Linked DNA regions of Homo sapiens: regions 1, 3, 4 and 5 are each linked to region 2. The links are chromatin contacts, found by Hi-C or POLR2A ChIA-PET in ENCODE. All regions are on one chromosome and are shown on one strand. The core of a region is the stretch at or near the end of the contact, and the rest is flanking DNA. Distances in the headings are between cores, read along the strand shown.

Region 1 (2,700 bases), core at 51-2,550, 2.7 Mb after region 2:
TATATACTTTATTTTTTTAATTTATCTGCTTTTGTGTTTCAGGAATTGTAAGCACCAGCCCTAGCAGCAGAATTCACCAGCCAAAACTCCGATCTCCAAAAATCAGTTCTATGAGGCAAGACTTAAGGGTAGGGCCAGACCTAAATAAGGCCTCCAAAAAGGTGAACCTGAGCAGAACTGGGGCAGGGAGTGGACTCTATATAGAATTCTGTTCTCTATGCCACTGGGGTATTTCCAGTTCTGTTTTTCCTAAACTTACCTTAAAAAAAAAATCCTTAAATCTCAGAGTTTGTATAATTTTAATCTTTCTTAGACCCTGCCCTATCAATTATATGACATATACTAATAAGCAATTTGAACACATTTATAAAGGTTTTCTAGGGTAATTTTATTAAAAGATAAATATGTATTAACAAGGTAAAAGAAATGGAAATAGAAATAATTCTTCTGTCTATAAATATCCCTTCAGGTGATGACATCGCAAGTCACAATTATATAAAGTGGCACAAATAGAGCCCAAATTTTCTGCACACATCTATTTATTGTACCAATTATATGATGCTTAATTTAACCATTTATCCAGTTGCTAGACTAAAAGCTCCTGGATTGTAGGGACCATGACTGCTTCATCTATTTTTCTAATGGCCATATGAAAAGAAAACAATTTAGCCGGGCGTGGTGGCAAATGTCTGTAATTACACCTACTCGGGAGGCTGTCTCGGCCTCCCAAAGTGCTGGAATTACACGCGCGAGCCACCGCGCCAGGCCTTTTGACTCTCATACATTTTTAATGAAAGGAAAGAGAGACTAGGAACGCCACGGACCAAAGCTCTTCCCATTCATGAACCCGGCACCCGTCAGGATTCGCCCCTGACGACCCTCCCGTGGTCCCTGCACAATCTGGGAGAGACCCGGCGCTGCGGATGCAGAGCCACCCAGAGAGAGCTGCAGGCCAGGACACAGTCACTGAGCAGGGAGGAGAAAGGACGCCCGGGGGGCTGGCTGTCAGCGCAGCCGCCATCTTATGGTCCAAGTGGACTGAGGCCGCCTGGGCGAGGAGAACTCAGGGCGCAAATTGTGGAGCTGACTGCGGCGAGGTCTGAGTCCCGCCACAGCCCCTTCCCCTCTCTCGGGATGTCGGACCCGACATTCTCACCATTTCTAGGTTTCCGGGGGACCTGGCGTCTTAGCTATGGATCGCCAATACCTGCAGGTCAGAGGGCCATAGAGGCTGGGCCTCTAGAAGAAGAGGACACAGAGCAGTGAAGACGAGACCCGGAGCTCGGGCTGAAGGGAGAGACAAAGGCCCCGCCAATCCCGGAAGCCGCCCTGTCTGCTCCAGCTGCATGCCTGATTGGACAGTTCCCAGCCCAGCGTCCCTGACTGGATAATGATTAAAACCCCACCCCTCAGGTCCTGAGTGACAGAAGATGTGATCAGATGCTCTGCTGAATGAAGACTAACAACGTAAGTTGCAGCGTTTTCAGACAGGGCTCCCTCCCTGAGCTAAGCCAGGCCCACCCAACAGGGTATTTGCCTTTAACCTTCTGTGTAAGGTCACATGCATTTCAAATAATATACTAGATAGCTATTCAAAAATAAAAATATATATAATAACAATTATTTTAATATTTCATCTTTTATGACCGTCCTGGTTTCTGGCAGCCATAGTCCCTACCCCGACAGCCCCCAGCCCAGATGGCATTCAAATCTTCCTGGATGGGCTTGATGCCCGTCACTCACGCGCTCTTTAGCACTGCGTTGTGTTGGTTACTCAGGCCTGGGAGAGGTGGTGGGGATTGTAGATCCAGGGTAGGAGCCACCTTACACCCAGAGTTCACCTGGCCACATGCCAGCAAGGAAGCCCATGAAGCACAGCCCTAGACACTGAGCCTCGGCACCTCCAGCTGCACTTTCTATTTATATATCAGGTTTTTTTTTTTTTTTTTTTGAGACGGAGTCTCGCTCTGTTGCCCAGGATGGAGTGCAGTGGCACAATCTCAGATCACAACAACCTCTGCCTCCTGGGTTCAAGTGATTCTCTTGCCTCAGCCTCCCGAGGAGCTGGGACTACAGGTGCGTGCCACCATGCCCGGCTAATTTTTGCATTTTTAGTAGAGACGGGGTTTCACTATGTTGGCCAGGCTGGTCTTGAACTCCTGACCTCGTGATTGGCCCGCCTCAGCCTCCCAAAGTGCTGGGGTTACAGGTGTGAGCCACCGCGCCCGGCCTATATATCAGGTTTTTAAAACCATAAATAAACAGACACAAAAGCAGCCACTTTGATTGAGGAGAAAGTGGGAGCCTAAAGCAGCTGACCCTCAAACAGCTTTGCCAAGCCTCAGGCCAGGCCAGGCCATCTCAACACTCCAAGGCTACATGATAGTTACAGAGGACGACAGTTCCCATAGGTACTTGTCAAGCACTGTGCTAGCTTCTCAGTCACAGAGTCTCAGAATTTCTCCTTGCCAATACCCTGTGAGGGGAGGCCCTAACTCACTAGAGCACAGGAGGTTCCTAAGCTCTTCCCAGGAAATGGTTAACAAAGTGTGGAGCTGGGGGAAAACCCAGTCAGAACAAATGACTTCCCAGGGTCTCCCTTGACTCCATCCCTATCTCCACATGGGGCCAGGAGGTGAAGCGAGCCCCCTAACCCCCTCCATTCCACTCTCTCCTCAAAGTGGCTGTTTTTGTGTTTTC
Region 2 (2,789 bases), core at 224-2,723:
AAATTTAAGATTCACATGTGGCTCACATTTTATTTCAGAAGATTACCATCTTTTTAAAATCTGAGGCTGCCTCCTTTAGCCGGGAAGGTCATAAAATCTGAAATTTTAAAATAATTATTGTTACATTCTTTTCATTTTTGAATAGCCACTATATATATATAAATATAAATATATATAAAAATATATAAAAATAAAAATATAAATATATATAAAAACATAAATATATATAAATATAAATATGTATAATATATAAATATATAAAAATATATAAAAATATAAATATAAAAAATATATATAAATATAAATATATAAATATAAATATAAATATATATAAATATATACATATAAATATATAAATATAAATATATAAATATATAAATATAAATATATATAAATATATAAATATATATATATAAATATATAAATATATAAATATATATATATAAATATATAAATATTTATATATAAATATATATAAATATATAAATATATATAAATATATAAATATATATAAATATATATAAATATATAAATATATATAAGTATATAAATATAAATATATATAAATATATAAATATATATATAAATATATATAAATATATAAATATATATAATTATATAAATATAAATATATATAAATATATATAAATGTATATAAATACATAAATAAATATATAAATATATATAAATATATATATAAATAAATATATACAAATATATATAAATAAATATATATAAATATATATAAATAAATATATATAAATATATATAAATAAATATATAAATATATAAATATATAAATAAATACATATATAAATATATAAAATATATATAAATAAATATATAAAAATATATATAAATAAATATATATAAATAAATATATATATATATATATATATATATATTTTAGACAGAGTTGTGCTCTTGTTGCCCAGGCTGGAGTGCAATGGCACAATCTCGGCTCACCGCAACCTCCGCCTCCCAGGTTCAAGCGGTTCTCCTGCCTCAGCCTCCCGAGTACCTGGGATAACACACATGGGCCACCACAACCCGCTAATTTTATATTTTTTATAAAGACTGGGTTTCTCCATGTTGGTCAGGCTGGTCTCTAACTCCCGACCTCAGGTCATCTGCCCGCTTCAGCCTTCCAAAATGTTGGGATTACGGGCGTGAGCCACCGTGACCGGCCCCATATATTATTTATAAATGCATATGACCTTACACACAAGGTTAAATGCAAATAACCTCTGGGGTGGGCCTGGCTCAGCTCAGGGAGGAAGCCCTGTCAGAGAAGGATGCAGCCCAAGCTGTCACTCTTCTTTCAGCCCCGCATCTCATCACATCTTCCGTCAATCATGGCCTGAGGGGGCGGGGATTTAAATGTTATCCAATCAGAGACGCTAGGCAGGGAACCGTCCAATCAGGCACGCAGGTGAAGCGGACAGGGCGGCTTCCGGGTTTGGCGGGGCCTTTGTCCCTCGCTGTGGCCTGAGCTCCAGGTCTCGTCTTCAGCGCTCTGTGTCCTCTGCTCCTAGAGGTCCAGGCTCTGTGGCCCTGTGACCCGCAGGTATTGGGAGATCTACAGCTAAGACGCCAGGAACCCCTGGAAGCCTAGAAATGGTGAGAGTGCCGGGTCCGACATCCCCAGAGAGGGGAGGGGCTGGTTGTAATGGGTGGGAAGTGGCTGTGGCGGGACTCAGGCCTCCCGGCAGTCAGCTGCACAATCTGCGCCCCGAGTTCTTGCCCAGCTGGGCCTCAGTCCCCATCAGCCTTAAGATGGCGGCTGCGCTGACAGGCGGGCCCCAGCACGTCCCGTCTCTTCCTTGCGCAGTGACTGTGCCCTGGCCTGGAGCCCTCTCTGGGCAGCTCTGCATCCGCAGCGCCGCGTCTCTCCCAGACTGTGCAGGGACCACGGGAGGATCGTCACGGGAGAATCGTCACGGGAGAATCCTGACTTGGGGTGCGAGTTCATGAATGGGAAGAACTTTGGTCCTGGGTTCCTAGTTCCTCTTTTCTCCTATTAAAAATGTACAGACCGGGAGGGGTGGCTCACGTCTGTAATCCCAGTACTTTGGGAGGCCGAGGCGGGCGCATCACTAAGTCAGGAGAGTTCAAGACCAGCCTGGCCAGCATAGTGAAACCCCGTCTTTACTAAAAATACAAAAATTTGCCGGGCATGGTGGTACACGCCTGTAGTCCCAGCTACTTGGGAGACTGAGGCAGGAGAATCACTTGAACCTGGGAGGTGGAGATTGCAGTGAGCCGAGATAGCGCCACTGCACTACAGCCTGTGTAACAGAGCAAGACTCCGTCTCGGAAAAAAAAAATGTACAGAAGTCACCACAAAAATATTAAAGAAATTAATCAAAGAGTGATTAAAAAACTGTTGAGCACCCAGCTGTGGTTTGTAATTTGTTGTTCATGGCGGGGCTTGAAGGAAAGACTTTTATAAGGTGCATGATGAAGAAAGCCAAATTCAGTAATTGGTTAGGTACCGTTATGTAGTTTCTTAGTTTGTACAATAAAGGTGAAAATTTTCTGGTTGTGTAATCAGACCTTAATTGGCAGTATACAGTTGATTAAGCCTGAATTTTGTGTCTTTCAATGTAGTAATTTTCAAAACGATGCGCCTGAGTTAGATTTTTTTTTTTTTTTTTTTTTTTTTTTTTTGAGATGGAGTCTCGCTCTTGTCGCCCAGGCTGGAGTGCAGTGGCACAATCTCGGCTCACTACAACTTCTGCCGCTGCCTGTGTTCAAGCTTCTCCTGCCTCAGCCTTTTGAGTAGCTGG
Region 3 (2,700 bases), core at 9-2,508, 2.4 Mb after region 2:
GAAAAATCGTCCCCTTTTGAGTGTGAGAAAAATTAAGTGGCAGGCAATTAGATTGAGGTGGCTCTAGTCCTCGGATTTCTACTTCTAAAAATAAAAATCTAAACTCAAGAGCATTTTTTGGTAAATTACTACATTGGCAGAAGCAAAATTTAGGCTTAAGCAACTATAAACTGCCAATTAAGCTCTGATTACATAAGAAGGATATTTCCACCTAGATTGTAAAAATTAAGAAACTAGGCCAGGTGCGGTGGTTCACGCCTGTAATTCCAGCACTTTCGGAGGCCAAGGTGGGTGGATCACCTAAGGTCAGGAGTTCCAGACCAGCCTGGCCAACAAGGTGAAACCCCGTCTCTCCGAAAAATAAAAAAATTGGCCTGGTGTGGTGGCAGGCGCCTGTAATCCCAGCTACTAGGGCTGAGGCAGGAGAATCGCTTGAACCCGGAAGGCAGAGGTTGCGGTGAGCCGAGATCACGCCACTGCACTCCAGCCCGCGCGAGAGAGCAAAACTCCTTTTCAAAAAACAAAACAAAACAAAACCTACATAACTGTACCTAGCAAATTACTGAATTTGGTTTTCTTTACCATGAACCTTATAAAAATATCTCCTTCAAGGCCTTTCATAGACCACAAATTACAAACCATAGCTGGGTGCTCTACAATGTTTGAATCACTCTTTGATTAAATTATTTAATCTTTTCGCGGTGACGCCCATAAATTTTTAATAGAAAAAAAGAGGCCCTGGGAACCCCACGGACTAAAGTGCTTCCTATTCATGAGCCAGCACCTCCAGTCAGGATTCTCCCCTGACGACCCTCCCGTGATCCCTGCACAATCTGGGAGAGACGCGGCGCTGCGGGAGCAGAGCTGCCCAGAGAGGGCTCCAGGCCAGGACACAGTCACTGGGCAGGGAAGAGACAGGACGCCCGGAGCCCGCCTGTCAACGCAGCCGCCATCTTATCGCTGAAGGGGACTGAGGCCGAGCTGGGCAAGGAGAACCCGGGCACGGATTGTGGAGCTGACTGAAGGAAGGCCTGAGGCTCGCCACAGCCGCATCCCACCGGTTTCAACGAGCCCCGTTCCCTCTCTCGGGACGTCGCACCTGGCAGTCTCACCATTTCTAGGCTTCCAGGGGTTCCTGGCATCTTAGCTGTGGCTCTCCAATACCTGCAGGTCACAGGGCCACACAGGCTGGGCCTCCTGGAGCAGAGGACACAGAGCAGTGAAGTCGAGACCTGGAAACTCCGGCGGCAGCGAGAGACAAAGGCCCAGCCACATCCCGGAAGCCGCCCTGTCCGCTCCAGCTTTGTGCCTGATTGGACAGTTCCCAGCCCAGCGTCCCTGATTAGATAACGTTTAAGGCCCCGCCTTCTCAGGCCCTGAGTGACAGAAGATGTGATCAGACACTGGGCTGAATGAAGAAAGAGTGACAGCGTAGGCTGCAGCCTTTTCAGGCAGGGCTTCCTCAGCTCAGCCAGGCCCACCTCAGAGCATGGGAAAATCCTCTCTCTTCTTTGCTCTCTTTCAATGTATTCAAAATGTGAACAAAAATATTTGATGTATATTAATAATACATAAAATTTTTGTTCCAGAGAAAATCAACTTTTACTTTATTGTGTATTATCAATAATAAAGCTAATTTGATAAAACATTGTAAGTCTCTCAGCCGGGCGCCGTGGCTCACACCTGTAATCCCAACACTTTGGGAGGCCGAGGCAGGTGGATCTCCTGAGGTCAGGAGTCCGAGACCAGTCTGGCTAACATGGTGAAACCCCATCTCTACTAAAAATACAAAATTATTGAGCATGGTGGTGCGTGCCTGTAATCCCAACTACTCGGGAGGCTGAGGCAGGAGAATTGCTAGAACCCGGGAGGCCAAGGTTGCAGTAAGCCTAGATCGCGCCAATACATTCCAGACTGAACAATAAGAGTGAAATTCCATTTCAAAAAAATGAAAAATAAAATATAAAAATTAGCTGAGCATGGTGGCACACGTCTGTAATCCCAGCTACTCCGGAGGCTGAGGCAGGAGAATCGCCTGAACCCGGGAGGCGGAGGTTGTAGTGAGTTGAGATCATGCCACTGCACCCCAGCAAAAAATAAAAATAAAAATACATTAAAATTTTTTTGACCTCTCTAGATTTTTATACATATTTTATGATCTCTTATAATTTTTTAATTTTTTTTTTTTGAGACTGAGTCTTGCTCTGTGGCCCAGGCTGAAGTCCAGCGGCACGATCTCGGCTCACTGCAACCTCTGCCTTTCAGGTCCAAGGGATTCTCCTCCCTCAGCCTCTGGAGTAGCTGGGATGACAGGTGCACCACCACACCTGACTAATTTTTTGTATTTTTAGTAGAGATGCGGTTTCACCATGTTGGCCAGGCTGGTCTCGAACTCCTGGCCTCAGGTGATCCACCTGCCTTAGCCTCCCAAAGTAGTGGGATTACATGGGTAAGCCATGATGCCGGTCCATTGTTTAACTTTTTATATTTCATTTTAATCTACATTATTTTTACTTTTTCAATTTGAAGGAACCTTTAAGTAATTTCAAAGCAGACAAATGTTTCTAACTTTCTTCATCAAAAGCATATTTTGCTTTTGTTTATACTCTCTCTATTTTCTTTTAATTTCCAAGAGAGAAGCTTGTTCTGTCACCCAGGCTGAAGTGCAGTGGCATGATTTCAGCTCACTGCAACCTCCAC
Region 4 (2,700 bases), core at 86-2,585, 2.9 Mb after region 2:
AAACCAAATGTTTTGTGTGTGCTCCAGACTATTTACATAACATAACCCAGGGCATAAAAGTTTTATGCACTCACATCTCTGCCATTTATGTGCTATCAGTGAACCATATATCAGTTTGGTTCTAACAACTGCCCACTTCTTGAAAGGCTTTCCTGTTTAGTTTACGTGGAATAATTTTACTAATTTTGCTTTGCTGTTGTGGAATATATTGTGGTTGTACTCTTTGTGTAGGAATGCAAGACAAGCTCACTAAATGCTTTCTTAAATTGGACGCTTATTAATCTTCTAGACATCACCTTCTTTTGGAACTAGAAGTTATGAACGACCTTCACCATACCAACACTGTCTGACTGAATTTCTCTCTACCCTGAATGCAAGAGACCAATGGTTAGGCAGGAATATTATCGCCCCTAATCAGCCTGAAAAAGTTACAGAAGACGAATCTTTGTCTCTCTGCAACTCTTAGGATTAAGGGTCCTCTTGTAAAGGAAGGCGAAAAATATGTCAGAATCATTTGAACCAGAGCGACTCCGTTTTGAGAGAGAGCTAGGAAAATGACGCTGAGACTCGCTGGGCTGCATTCTCAGTAAGTTAGGCATTCCTAGCCTCTAGATATTTATGGTTAAGGAAATGAATTAATAATGTTTACTAAGCAGAACCAGACGGAGGAGTGTCCAGATATTCCAACATCTGGGGAATAAAGGTATTCCTAATTTTGCTTTAAAGATAATATCGAGTCGGCCAGGCATGGTGGCTCACGACTGTAATCCTAGCATTTTGGGAGGTCGAGGCGGGTGGATCTCCTGAGGTCAGAAGTTCGAAACCAGCCTGGCTAACGTGGCGAAACCCCATCTCTACTAAAAAAAACCAAAAAACAAAAATTAGCCCGGTGTGGCTGTGTGCACCTGTAGTCCCAGCTACTATGGAGGCTGAGGCAGGAGAATCGCTTGATCCCGGAAGGCGAAGGTTGCAGTGAGCCGAGATCGCGCCATTGCACTCCAGCCTGGACAACAAGAGCGAAACTTTGTCTAAAAAAAAAATTATTCACATATTTAATACGTTGAAAAAAAGACAGCAAAGAAGAGAGAAAATTTTTCCGTGTTCTGAGATGGGCCTCGTTCAGCTCCGGGAGGAAGCCCCGCCTGAAAAGGCTGAGGCTTAGGCTGTCAATCTTTCTTCATTCAGCCCAACGTCTGATGACATCTTCTGTCACTCAGGGCCTTAGAAAGCGGGGTTCTTAAACGTTATCCAATCAGAGACGCTGTCCTGGGAACTGTCCAATCAGGCACGCAGCTGGAGCGAACAGGGCGGCTTCCGGGATTTGGCGGGGCCTTTGTCTCTATCTGCGGCCGGAGCTCCAGGTCTCGTCCTCACTACTCTGTGTCTTCTGCTTTTAGGGGCGCAGCCTCTGTGGCCCTGTGACCTGCCCCCTGGAAGCCTAGAAATGGTGAGAGTGCCGGGTGCGACATCCCAAGAGAGGGAACGGGGCTGGCTGGAACCGGTGGGAAGCGGCAGTGGCGGGACTCAGGCCTCCTCGCTGTCAGTTTTACAATCTGCGCCCGAGTTGTTGCCCAGCTCGGCCTCAGTCCCTTCAGCCTTAAGATGGCGGCTGCGCTGACAGCCGGGCTCCCGGGCGTTCTGTCTCTTCACTGCGCAGTGACTGTGCCCTGGCCTGGAGCCCTCTTTGGGCAGCTCTGCACCAGTAGCCCCGCGTCTCTCCCAGATTGTGCAGGGACCATGGGAGGAACGTCAGGGCAGAATCCTGACTCCGGGTGCGGGCTCATGAATGGGAAGAGCTTTGGTCCGTGGGGTTTTCAGGCCATTTTTTCCTATTAAAAATTTATGGGCCTCACTGCAAAAACATTAAATAATTTAAAGTGTGATTCAAAAATTTTAGAGCACCTTGCTGTGGTTTCTAATTTGTATTCCATGGAAGGAAAGGTTTTTATAAGTTTCATCATAAAACCAAATTCCGTAATTGGCTAGGTACGGTTATGTAGATTTTGTTGTTATTTTGTTGTTGTTGTTTTGTTTTCATTTTCTTTTTTTTTTGAGGCAGAGTCTCTGTTGCCCAGGCTGAAGTGCAGTTTCGTGATCTCGGCTCACTGCAACCTCCACCTCCCGGGTTCAAGCGATTTTTCTGCCTCAGCCTCCCTAGTAGTTGGGACTACAGGCGCCTGCCACCACATTTGGCAATTTTTTTTATTTTTAGCGGAGACGGGGGTTTCACCGTGTTGGTCAGGCAGGTCTCGATCTCCTGACCTCAGGTGATCCACCCACCTCGGCCTTCCAAAGTTCTGGGATTACAGGCGTGAGCCACTGCCCCCGTCCTAGTTCTTAATTTTTACAATCAAGGTGGAAATATCATGGTTATGTAATCAGAGCTTAATTGGCAGTTTATAGTTGGTTAAGCGTTAAGCCTGAATTTTGTTTCTGCCAATGTAGTAATTTACAAAAAAATGCTCTTGAGTTTAGACTTTTTTTTTAGAAGTAGAAATCCAGGGACTAGAGCCACCTCAATCTAATTTCCTGCCACTTAATGGTTTTCACACTCCACAGGGGACTGATTTTTTCCCTGAATTTTTCACAAGTGTCCCAAGCAGGGCCTCAAGTCTGCCCCTCATCCCTTATTCCTCCAGCCTGACTGGCTTGCAGTAAAATACTAAATTTCCAGTTTTGTCTGACGTTGCCAAATGCCAG
Region 5 (2,700 bases), core at 81-2,580, 2.7 Mb after region 2:
CTGTGAAAAATGCAGGGGAAAATCAGTCTCCTGTGGAGTGTGAAAATAACTAAGTAGCAGGCAATTAGACGGAGGTTACTCTAGTCCCTGGGTTCCTATTTTTTAAAAACTCTAACTCAAATGCATTTTTTTGCAAATTACTGAATTGAGGGAAACAAAAATTTAGGCTTAACCAATCATAAACTGCCAATTAACCTCTGATTACATAACCAGGAAATGTCCACCTTAATTGTACAAGTCAAGTAACTATGAACTGTACCTAACCAATTATTTAATTTGGTTTTCTTCATCATGTACCTTTAAAAGTCTTTCCTTCAAGCTGCTCTCATAAAGTCACAAGCTCCAAACCACAGCTGAATGCTCCACAATTTTTGAATCACTCTTTGATTAAATTCTCCAATATTTTTGTGGTGATCCCCATAATTTATTTATTTATTTAACTTATTTATTTATATATTTTTTAAGACGGAGTTTCGGTCTTGTTAACCAGGCTGGAGTGCAATGGCGTCATCTCGGCTCACTGCAACCGCCACCTCCCGGGTTCAAGCGGTTCTCCTGCCTCAGCCTTCTGAGTATCTGGGATTACAGGCATGTGCCACCACGCCCGGCTAATTTTGTATTTTTAGTAGAAACGGGGTTTCACCATGTTGGTCAGGCTGGTCTTGAACTCCTGACCTCAGGTGATCCACCCACCTCGGTCTCCCAAAGTGCTGGTATTACTGACCTGAGCCACCGCGCCCGGCCCTCCCATAAAATTTTAATAGGAGAAAACAGGAACTGGGAACCCCACGGACCAAAACTCTTCCCATTAATGAACCCGCACCCTGAGTCAGGATTCTCCGGTGACGGCCCTCCTGTGGTCCCTGCACAATCTGAGAGAAATGCGGCGCTGCGGGTACAGAGCTGCCCAGAGAGGGCTACAGGCCAGGGCACAGTCACTAGGCAGAGAAGAGACGGGATGCCCCGGGGCTGGCTGTCAGCGCGCCGCCATCTTATGGCTGCAGGGGACTGAGCCGAGCTGGGGAAGGAGAACTCGGGGTGCAGATTGTGGAGCTGACTGCGGGGAGGCCTGAGTCCCGCCATAGCCATTTCCCACGGGTTCCAACCAGCCCCTTCCCCCTCTCGGGATGTCGCACCCGTAACTCTCACCATTTCTAGGCTTCCAGGGGGTCCTGGAGTCTTAGCTGTGGATCTCTCAATTTCTGCAGGTCACAGGCCCACAGAGGCTGGACCTCTAGGAGCAGAGGACACAGAGCAATGAAAGCGAGACCTGGAGCTCCGGCTGCAGCGAGAGACAAAGGCGCCGCCAAATCCCGGAAGCCATCTTGTCTGCTCCAGCTGCGTGCCTGATTGGACGGTTCCCAGCCCAGCGTGCCTGATTGGACAACGTTTAAGGTCCTGACCCTTCAGGCCCTGAGTGACAGAAGATGTGATCAGACACTGGGCTGAGTGAAGACTGATAGCCTGCGCTGCAGCCTTTTCAGCCGGGGCTTCCTCTTTTAGCTGAGCCAGGCCCATCCCATAGGGTATTTGTATTTAACCTTGTGTATAAGGTCATATACATTTATAAATGATATATGGCTACTCACAAAGAAAAATAATATAATAATAATTATTTTAGAATTTCAGACTTTATGACCTTCCTGGCTTCTGGTCCTTTGAGTAGGCAGCCTGAGAATTTTAAAAAGAGGCAATCCTCAAATAAAATGTGAGCCACATGTGAATTTTAAATTTTCTAGTAGTCAAACTTTAAAAAGAAAAAAACAAGTGGAATTGATTGTAACAATCTAACCCAATATATCCAAAGTACTATCATTTTAGTATGAGAGCAATATGAAATTATTGATGAAATACACATATATATGTATATATGTGTATACACACACACACACACACACACACACACACACACATATATGGAACTAAATCTTTGAAAATAACTCTATTTTACCTAACACATTGCAATTCAGACCAGCCACATTCCAGGCACCCAGTAGCCACACGTGGCCAATAGCTGCCACATTAAAATGCAGCTCTGATGTCAGGGGGGTGAAGAAGAGCCTGAACATCCCTTTTTTGCCAGAGGTGAGGGGACAGCCTCTCTCTACCAACATCTCTCTTCAATTCCAAGGAAAAAACAGTTAGTGACCATAGAAAGAACAGAGGACAGATAGAATAAAATAACCACAGGTCGACCTGTGGTTACCTCTGGTTATTTTATTAACTACTGCTGCCCACCTGTTGCTCACCTTAATTCCAAACATCAGACAGTGAACAAAGAATGATGAAGCCACAAAACAAGAAAACTCTGTATCTTCAGATCTGTCCACAGTCTTAACCTCCAATGTTTAGATATGGAGAAAATAGATTAAAGGCAAACTTATTTTGCTATTTGGCCTTGGCCCTAACGGTCAGCCTGTGGTTATCTGTTTTCTCCTGTGGTGTGGTGAACTGTGTGAGTATAAGCACCAATCACACGCAGACATGTCTACATGTATTTTTGCATTATTCAATATTCTCTTACAAGACATAAGACTTTAAGTCAAGAATAAAGGTAATGTGAGTCTTTTTTCTTGCATTGGCGCTACCCACAGGGTGCATCATGACATATTGCTAAGTTCTGCATTCAGGTTATGTGGCTCTCTTCTTTTACCCAGGCCCAGAATATTTTGCACAATAGAACATATTACTAGGCCCAAC

The links. Hi-C counts contacts between places; a loop is a spot of excess contacts on that map. ChIA-PET counts read pairs that join two places held with the same protein, here RNA polymerase II (POLR2A). Pooled maps may share reads with other maps.
Region 1: a map of naive thymus-derived CD4-positive, alpha-beta T cell shows a loop between it and region 2 (6-fold over the local background). The contact joins the promoter of ZNF681 here to the promoter of ZNF430 in region 2. A Hi-C loop is called at or near these places in 1 of 168 maps with a recorded cell type or tissue (naive thymus-derived CD4-positive, alpha-beta T cell) and 7 of 50 pooled maps. POLR2A ChIA-PET finds 5 or more read pairs at or near these places in 1 of 52 experiments (activated CD4-positive, alpha-beta T cell).
Region 3: a loop to region 2 is called in a pooled map, with 9 times the contacts of the local background. The contact joins the promoter of ZNF91 here to the promoter of ZNF430 in region 2. A Hi-C loop is called at or near these places in 1 of 37 single-sample maps with no recorded cell type and 5 of 50 pooled maps. POLR2A ChIA-PET finds 5 or more read pairs at or near these places in 2 of 52 experiments (CD4-positive, alpha-beta T cell and naive thymus-derived CD4-positive, alpha-beta T cell).
Region 4: a loop to region 2 is called in a map of naive thymus-derived CD4-positive, alpha-beta T cell, with 22 times the contacts of the local background. The contact joins the promoter of ZNF726 here to the promoter of ZNF430 in region 2. A Hi-C loop is called at or near these places in 1 of 168 maps with a recorded cell type or tissue (naive thymus-derived CD4-positive, alpha-beta T cell) and 4 of 50 pooled maps. POLR2A ChIA-PET finds 5 or more read pairs at or near these places in 1 of 52 experiments (activated CD8-positive, alpha-beta T cell).
Region 5: a loop to region 2 is called in a map of naive thymus-derived CD4-positive, alpha-beta T cell, with 8 times the contacts of the local background. The contact joins the promoter of ZNF675 here to the promoter of ZNF430 in region 2. A Hi-C loop is called at or near these places in 1 of 168 maps with a recorded cell type or tissue (naive thymus-derived CD4-positive, alpha-beta T cell) and 11 of 50 pooled maps. POLR2A ChIA-PET finds 5 or more read pairs at or near these places in 1 of 52 experiments (activated naive CD4-positive, alpha-beta T cell).

What each region holds. Positions count from the first base shown.
Region 1 is chr19:23,757,591-23,760,290 of GRCh38, forward strand. It overlaps ZNF681 (zinc finger protein 681), which reads right to left and starts at 1,301. Exons shown (of 4, transcript NM_138286.3): 1 at 1,157-1,301. The coding sequence starts at 1,159. It also overlaps a transcript of RPSA2 not described here. RefSeq lists an enhancer at 981-1,499.
Region 2 is chr19:21,019,184-21,021,972 of GRCh38, forward strand. ZNF430 (zinc finger protein 430) reads left to right here and starts at 1,474. Exons shown (of 5, transcript NM_025189.4): 1 at 1,474-1,620. The coding sequence starts at 1,618. RefSeq lists enhancers at 1,164-1,757, 1,758-2,349.
Region 3 is chr19:23,394,213-23,396,912 of GRCh38, forward strand. It overlaps ZNF91 (zinc finger protein 91), which reads right to left and starts at 1,259. Exons shown (of 4, transcript NM_003430.4): 1 at 1,113-1,259. The coding sequence starts at 1,142. RefSeq lists an enhancer at 661-1,529.
Region 4 is chr19:23,913,551-23,916,250 of GRCh38, forward strand. ZNF726 (zinc finger protein 726) reads left to right here and starts at 1,336. Exons shown (of 4, transcript NM_001244038.2): 1 at 1,336-1,447. The coding sequence starts at 1,445.
Region 5 is chr19:23,685,882-23,688,581 of GRCh38, forward strand. It overlaps ZNF675 (zinc finger protein 675), which reads right to left and starts at 1,331. Exons shown (of 4, transcript NM_138330.3): 1 at 1,150-1,331. The coding sequence starts at 1,152. RefSeq lists enhancers at 1-737, 869-1,258, 1,549-1,598.